3 separate regions of the Homo sapiens genome follow, and regions 2 and 3 are each linked to region 1. A link is an interaction called in ENCODE POLR2A ChIA-PET data of the cell type or tissue named here. Cell type or tissue: HepG2. All regions are shown on one strand.

Region 1 (2,500 bases):
TAATGTTTTGTATTTTTAGTACAGACAGAGTTTCACCATGTTGACCAGGCTGGTCTTGAACTCCTGGCCTCAAATGATCCACCTGCCTCGGCCTCCCAAAGTGCTGGAATTACAGGTGTGAGCCAGTGTGCCTAGCCAATTGTTATTTCTATGCCTATGTAATATGCCACACAGAATCACATGTATATGAAAATATTTTTAATAAAGTATTCAAAATGATAAGCTAGTAGGAAAAAAAGATTTGCCTATCTAATGACTCAAGTTGAAATGAATTTCTGAAAACAAAGACAATATATTGCAGTGATTACAAGCATACCTACAATCACCCAGATCTATGTTTGATGACAAAATAGTATTCAACTTGTAGGAAATGCCTCTAAGAGAAAATGGGAAGGAGCCAGGAGAGGCTGGCAGGCCCATCAGACTGCGATGCAGGCCTCAACCCAAGTGAAGAAGAGAGGAAAGGAGAGAAGGGTGGGTAGAAGCACGTTACATTATAGTGTACTCTAAAGAAATTTCAGTGAGGCTGTGGGAGCACCCCAGTCATCAGAGGAGTCCCATATCTCCAAAGTATCACCCTGCCTTAATATCCCTGCCACACTCTGTCACTGGCTGAGAGTAGCCCATGGGTGTGTGGCCTCAGCTCACATGTGGTGATGGAATTCAGAAGGCAGCAGGGGCCCTCAGTCAATTGCTCCCCGCAGTTAGAAGGATATCTGAGCGGTGTATCTCATGGTCACCACACTCAGTTTTCCCCTTTAGTAAGACAGGACAAAATCCTTGCCCACTTGCCATCCAGAGAAATTGGATGACTCAGAGAAGGTAATGTCTGTAAACACTTTGTAAACTTTAAGTATGGAACAGGTAAAATATTCCTTACACAGGACTATGACCCAGTCGTGATGTGTAGCTCTTCACTCCCTATCTCTGTCTACATCCTTTAACACACACCTATGAGACCTCCAGTCTGCCTCTGGCTACCCAACCTAGATACTTCCTGAGCTCAGCCCTGTCTGGAACGCAGGAATGGAAAATACAGTCCTTTGGGTCATAGCTAAAAATGTCCTCAAATAGATCCAGCCAGCTGGCTGTGCATAGGTCAATTCAACCTCATTATGTACCACTTCAATGAAGCTGGACATTGACCTCTTTGATAACCAAGGGCCATGCACAGCAAATTCTGCAACTTAATGATTAAACTGCTTAGAAGAGAGGCAAACTATTAGACTTTGAGAGCTCTACGTTTTTATTTTGATTTTATTTATTTATTTATTTTGAGATGGACTCTTGCTCTGTCTCCCAGGCTGGAGTGCAGTGGTGTAATCTTGGCTCACTGCAACCTCTGCCTCCCAGGTTCAAGCAATTCTCCTGCCTCAGCCTTCTGAGTAGCTGGGATTACAGGTGCTTGCCACCACACCTGGCTAATTTTTCTATTTTTAGTAGAGATGAGGTTTCACCATGTTGGCCAGGCTGGTCTCGAACTCATGACCTCAAGTGATCTGCCTGCCTTGGCCTCCCAAAGTGCTGGGATTACAGGTGTGAGCCACCATACCTGGCCATAATTTTATTTATTTTTGAATAGGTAATACTTACACATGATCTGATATGCAAAACCTACAAAAGATAATACAGTGAAAAGCCTCCCTTCCATTCTGTCTTCTACTCACAAAGTTCCCCCTTGCTGGAGGCAATCAATGCTATCCTTTCTTTTCTTTTCTTTTCTTTTCTCTTTTTGTTTTTTTTTTTGAGACAGAGTCTCTGTCTGTTGCCCAGGCTGGAGTGCAGTGGCGATATCTCGGCTCACTGCAACCTCTGCCCCCCGGGTTCAAGCAATTCTCCTGCCTCAGCCTCCTGAGTAGCTGGGACTACAGGCGCATGCCACCACACCTGGCTATTTTTTTTTGTATTTTAGTAGAGACGGGGTTTCACTGTGTTGCCTAGGCTGGTTGCAAACTCCTGAGCTCAGGCAATCCACCTGCCTCGGCCTCCCAAATTGCTGGGATTACAGGCGCGAGCCACCGCACACAGCCAATGCTAACTTTTTCTTATGTATCCTTTCAGAAATATATATATATATATATATATATATAATTATTTTTTTTTTTTGGTATGTTGTCTCTCTCTGTTGCCCAGGCTGGAGTGCAGTGGTGCGATCTCGGCTCACTGCAACTTCTGCCTCCCGGGTTCAAGTGATTCTCCTGCCTCAGCCTCCTCAGTAGCTGGGATTACAGGCGCCTGCCACCACACCTGGCTAATTTTTGTATTTTTAGTACAGACAGGGTTTCACCATGTTGGCCAGGCTGGTCTTGAACTCCTGACCTCAGGTGATCTGCCCGCCTCGGCCTCCCAAAGTGCTGGGATTACAGGCGTGAGCCACCGCGCCCAGCCCTCAGAAACATTTTATGTGTATTTCTGCCTCCAAAATAATTTCTAAAATTGCTAAAAGAATGTCCCTTAGAGAGTAACTAGTGTTCAGACTGGGCTAATGTTATTTACATTC
Region 2 (2,500 bases), 220 kb after region 1:
AAAAATAGTACAGAATTCAATGTAGCCTTCACACAGCTTCCTCCAAATGTGACACCTCATATAACTAACTGTAATGTAATATTAAAACCAGGACATTGACATAGTTATATTACTATTAACTAGATGACAGAACTTAATGTCTTCACCATTAAAAAAAATGCATCTGTGTTTTTATGCTATTTGCCCATTGACTTTTAAAACATATTTGTTTTATAGGAGTTTATACAGAGAAATCCTCTTCTTATCATTAGTGTCTCTAGGAAGAGAGAATATTGATATTGGTAAGTTGGTTAATAAAAGATTATGAAAGGAAGTTTTACATTTTATTTTCAAAAGTAATTTTTAAAAATGTAGCTGGTATGTATAAAAGATTTAAAAGATTTCTACTTCTAAATATATAGTTCAAATACATATAATTTGACTCAATACCAATTTGAAATGAACGGCTGTTGTCTTTCTTAACAAATTACAACTTCATTTTTGAAAATTTCTTTCAGAGGCATTTGACAATGAATATGGAATTGCATACAATAGTCTGTCTTCAGAGATTCTTGAAAGGTTGCAGAAAATTGATGCTCCACCAAGTGCCAGTGTCGAGTGGTGCAGGAAGTGTTTTGGAGCGCCTCTCATTTAAATAGAGATTCACTAGAATGTTGACACACAAGGCTTGGGGATTAGATTTCATCTGGAAACATTCAAGTTTTTTTTTCCAAATCGTAAGAACTGGTGAATACGGAATTGAAGTAACTCTTGGGGACAATATATAATGAATTATGATTCATATTGCATTACCTTGAAATATGAAGTGCCATTTGAATGTCCCAGGGCTTATTAATATTGAAGATTTTCAACCCCTGAACTGCTTTTCTGCCTCTGTGGAAAACTACTTTGGGATTCTTCAGTATTTGTAGTAGTTTGATAGAAATAATGAGGAACCATATTCATTCTAGGCATTGTTTATATTTGAAGTTACTGAGTTTGAGGAATGGCAAATTAAATTTGCCTAACCCCCAAAACAAATGAAATATCTCAATTATAAAAGCAACATGGCCGGGCACGGTGGCTCAGGCCTGTAATCCCAGCACTTTGGGAGGCTGAGCAAGGTGGGTGGATCACTTGAGGCCAGGAGTTCGAGACCAGCCTGGCCAACACGGTGAGACCCTGTCTTTACTAAAAATACAAAAATTAGCCAGGCGCACCACTGTAGTCCCAGCTACTCAGGCTGAGGCAGGAGAATCGCTTGAACTGAGGCAGAGGCTACAGTGAGTGGAGATCACGCCACTGCAACTCCAGCTTGGGTGACAGAGTGAGACCGTCTCAAAAAAAAAAAAAAAAAAAAAAGAGAGCAACATATTTGTGTAAGTTTGTATATGTGTAGGGCTGTGTAGGTATGTGTATATACAGCCATATTCTAAGTGTATATTTATTAAAATAGATTGCATGTTGCAATACGGTTTTCTGAAAGGGGTCTCATTGACTATTAAATAAATGACTACTACTAAACTTGTCTGTAGTCATTAATCTTAAAATTACCTGAAAATCTGATGACAGCTGCCTTCCCTAACTTTAATGTATTAGGTTGGCACAAAATTAATTGTAGTTTTTGCCACTATTAATGGCAAAAACCGCAATTATTTTTGTACCAACATAATACACCTTTCATATTATGTATTATCTTGCTTAATGGGTTTTATCTTGATTATCCAGTTACTTCCATCCTCTTCCCAATGTTAATTTGCAATAGTTTTAAAATGGGAACAAATGAATCAATCATCAGATAGTTAAAATGAAATTAAATCAGCTGCCTAATAATTTATGGAATTCATTGGAATGTGCTTAAAATGCTAAAGTGTATGTCATTGAACATGAAATCTTTTTTCAGGCACATACATTGTTGGTATTGATGACTTTTTAAAACCTGTGGGATAAACTTGCACTGCACACGGAAGTTTTATTCTTGTATATTTAGATTTGTATGCTTGTGAGTAAAAATGTGCATTTGTAAATACTGTGTTTTTAGGTTGAATCAATTAAGTCTTAAAACTGTAAATTTATTAAGCTTGTTGCCAGTAGGTTTAAGAAAATCATGATCTCACATGCCTCACTTTGACATTTATCATGCCTTTTATTAAAAATATCCCTTAGGAACAGTAAGTTTGCCTTAACTCTCTGCATGGTTTAAAAAGCCATTGGTTTTGTGTGTGTTTACAGTAATTATGCAGATGACTAAATGAGTTGACACAGTAAAATTACTTCCATATGGTACAGTAACAACCTAACTCCCTTCTACCTGATGTAACCATTTACAAATTATAGTTATTGTACCAGTCTTTCAACATTTCAGGGTTAATCTGACCTATGCAGAATTCTAGTGTGAATTTATTGTGAAAATGCTAAATGAAACAATTTGTCAGAAATTATGTACAATTTTCATTACCTTCAAAATGGATCTTTTGCACTGTCTGAGAGTATATATTTTTGCAACTCAAGACTTGGTACT
Region 3 (2,500 bases), 50 kb after region 1:
AAAGTGCTGGGATTACAGGCATAAGCCACCACGCCCAGCCAACAGGGTTTCTTTTTGGAATGATGATAATGTTCTGGATTTAGATAGTGGAGATAGCTGCACAAGTCTGTGAATAGGCTAAAAGACATTGAATTGTACAGCTTAAATTGGAGAATTATGTGTTAAGTAAATTGTATCTCAACAAGGGTTTTTAATTTCCCAAGGCTTGGGTGAAAATCAATGGGTATAACTTTCAATATAAGAGTTGGAAAAGTATCATAAAAATGCTAACAGTGACTAGATAAGATGATGCATGTTCTATCTTTCTAAATGGAAGACATATCTTTACAATATGAGTTCCTGCCTAAGATAAAATGGGTATTTAAATATTGTATTTAAATGTTCTAAGTGTCAGACTTCCTTTCTTTAGCTTTTCCACAGATACAGAATTTTAGCTCTGGCTCAAACTCTGCATGTAAAATGAGAATAGAAAAATGTGACTCTTAAACTACAGATATTTAATAAAGACTAATTTGCAGACATCAAGGTGAAATAAAATGATTAATTTTTTAAGATATAAAGCTCATTGTTCAAATAAAATCCAAGTTCTAAAATCTTAGATTGTATGAAATGGATGTGAAATGGATGAAAGTGTTATGAATGGCGCTGCTTTGCTTGAGGTACTCCTTTATCTCCACTCCTCCAAACACAAACATATCAGGGCAGGCAGGTCTAAGCAGCTCCTTGGAGCACAGTTTAAAAGGTCTGAGGGACTCTAGCAGCCCAGTTGGCCCTAAATTGTGTAGTCTTTGGTAAGGTACAGAAACTCCATGGGCTCCTGACAGAAAACTCCTGTTTCCTATTTGTCAGATAAAGGGGGCTAAGCTACAACTCCTTGAAAGCCCTTTTCTACGGTCGAAGTCTACAATTCTATGATCCTGAAAAAGCTAAAATAAAAGCTAGTAGCCACTGGCTTCTAAAATGTTTACCAATCACCCCAGAGCTTAAGGAACAAAGATCAAAACAAGCCTTGGGCTATAATCACCTTATCCAAACCTACAAAATAAACAGCAGACTAAAAATAGAGAGGGGTAAGTCTTATTTCAAAGTGAAATGATCTGAACAAAGGGCAGCTGGTTTTCACGATCTTTCTTATCTCTTAGATAAAGTTTGTTAATGGGCCATAAATACACAAAGGGTCTGGTTGCCAAGTATCCCTGCAAAAGGGAGGAGAGGCCATATATCACTTCCTGGGGGATGGGAGGGAGTAGCATCTCAAGGAGAAGTAGCACAAAGGCCCCTCCTGAGATAGGAAACAGGCCCTGGGTCAGGCAGCTGTGGGTCCGGCAAACACCCTCAGATCTCAGAACAAGAAACCCGTTGAAGGCGGGGCACAATGGCTCCTGCCTGTAATCCCAGCACTTTGGGAGCCACAGTGAGGCTTGAAGCCAGGAGCTAGAGACCAGCCTAGGCAACATAGGGAGACCCGCCCCCCTGCATCTGTCTGTCCAAACAATTTAAAAATTAGCTGGGCACAGCTGGGCACGGTGGCTCAGGCCTGTAACCCCAGCACTTTGGGAGGCCGAGGCGGGTAGGATCACGTGAGGTCAGGAGTTCGAGACTGGCCTGGCCAACATGGTGAAACTCCATCTCTACTAAAAATACAAAAAATTAGCCGGGCGTGGTGGCAGGCGCCTTTAATCCCAGCTACTTGGGAGGCTGAGGCAGAGAGAATCGCTTGAACCCAGGAGGTGGAGGTTGCATTGAGCTGAGATTGCACCATTGTACTCCAGCCTGGGCAAAAAGAGTGAAGCTCCTTCTCAAAAACAAAACAAAACAAAAATTAGCTAGGCATAGTGGCATGCACCTCTAGTCCCAGCTCCTCGGGAGGCTGAGGTGGGAGGATGGTTTGATCCTGGGAGGTTGAGACTGCAGTGAGCTGTGATCACACCACTGCACTCCAGCCTGACGACAGAGCAAGACCCTGTCTCAAAAACAAACAAAATACATATGTGTGTGTGCGCATGCGGGCGTGTGTGTGTGTGTGTAAAACCTGTTAAAGAGCTGGGGGCTGGGTGGAACAGAGATTGTGCTGGCCAAGGTGGGGAGAAGCTATATACTATATGGAGGACAGGACAGCCCTCACACAGAAACACCTGAAGGAGCCTCAGCTGATATTCTCCTGATGACATAGTCTAACTCCTTGCACTCAAAATGGGATCAGTGGACCATCAGCACAGGCAGCATCTGTGAGTTTATTAGAAATGCAAAATCTGGCCAGGCGTGGTGGCTAATGTCTGTAATTCCAGCACTTTGGAAGGCCAAGGTGGGTGGATCACCTGAGGTCAAGAGTTCAAGACCAGCCTTGCCAACATCACGAAACCCCATCTCTACTCAAAATACAAAAAACATTAGCCGGGCATGGTGGCGCACACCTGTAATCCCAGCTACTCAGGAGGCTGAGGCAGGATAATTGCTTGAACCCAGGAGACGGAGGTTGCAGTGAGCCAAGATGGTGCCA

What was found. ChIA-PET counts read pairs that join two places held together with the same protein. Peaks named below come from ENCODE experiments on the same cell type or tissue, not always from the same donor. Only the 100,000 strongest peaks of a DNase experiment are listed, where the experiment ranks them.
Region 2: POLR2A ChIA-PET joins it to region 1 with 7 read pairs; 6 of 35 experiments call an interaction of 5 or more read pairs at or near these places.
Region 3: POLR2A ChIA-PET joins it to region 1 with 5 read pairs; 3 of 35 experiments call an interaction of 5 or more read pairs at or near these places.

What each region holds. Positions count from the first base shown.
Region 1 is chr9:19,150,984-19,153,483 of GRCh38, forward strand. No RefSeq gene overlaps it. Among named protein-coding and RNA genes, the nearest start is that of PLIN2, 25 kb to the left of the region's middle. In HepG2, no CTCF peak of the experiment used is centred here; a DNase peak (open chromatin) is centred at 1,108.
Region 2 is chr9:19,371,540-19,374,039 of GRCh38, forward strand. DENND4C (DENN domain containing 4C) reads left to right here. Exons shown (of 33, transcript NM_001330640.2): 32 at 217-281; 33 at 498-2,500. The coding sequence ends at 634. Among named protein-coding and RNA genes, the nearest start is that of RPS6, 7.4 kb to the right of the region's middle. In HepG2, no CTCF peak of the experiment used is centred here; no DNase peak of the experiment used is centred here.
Region 3 is chr9:19,201,287-19,203,786 of GRCh38, forward strand. No RefSeq gene overlaps it. Among named protein-coding and RNA genes, the nearest start is that of DENND4C, 28 kb to the right of the region's middle. RefSeq lists an enhancer at 1,160-1,678. In HepG2, no CTCF peak of the experiment used is centred here; a DNase peak (open chromatin) is centred at 1,105; H3K4me3 peaks cover 712 bases.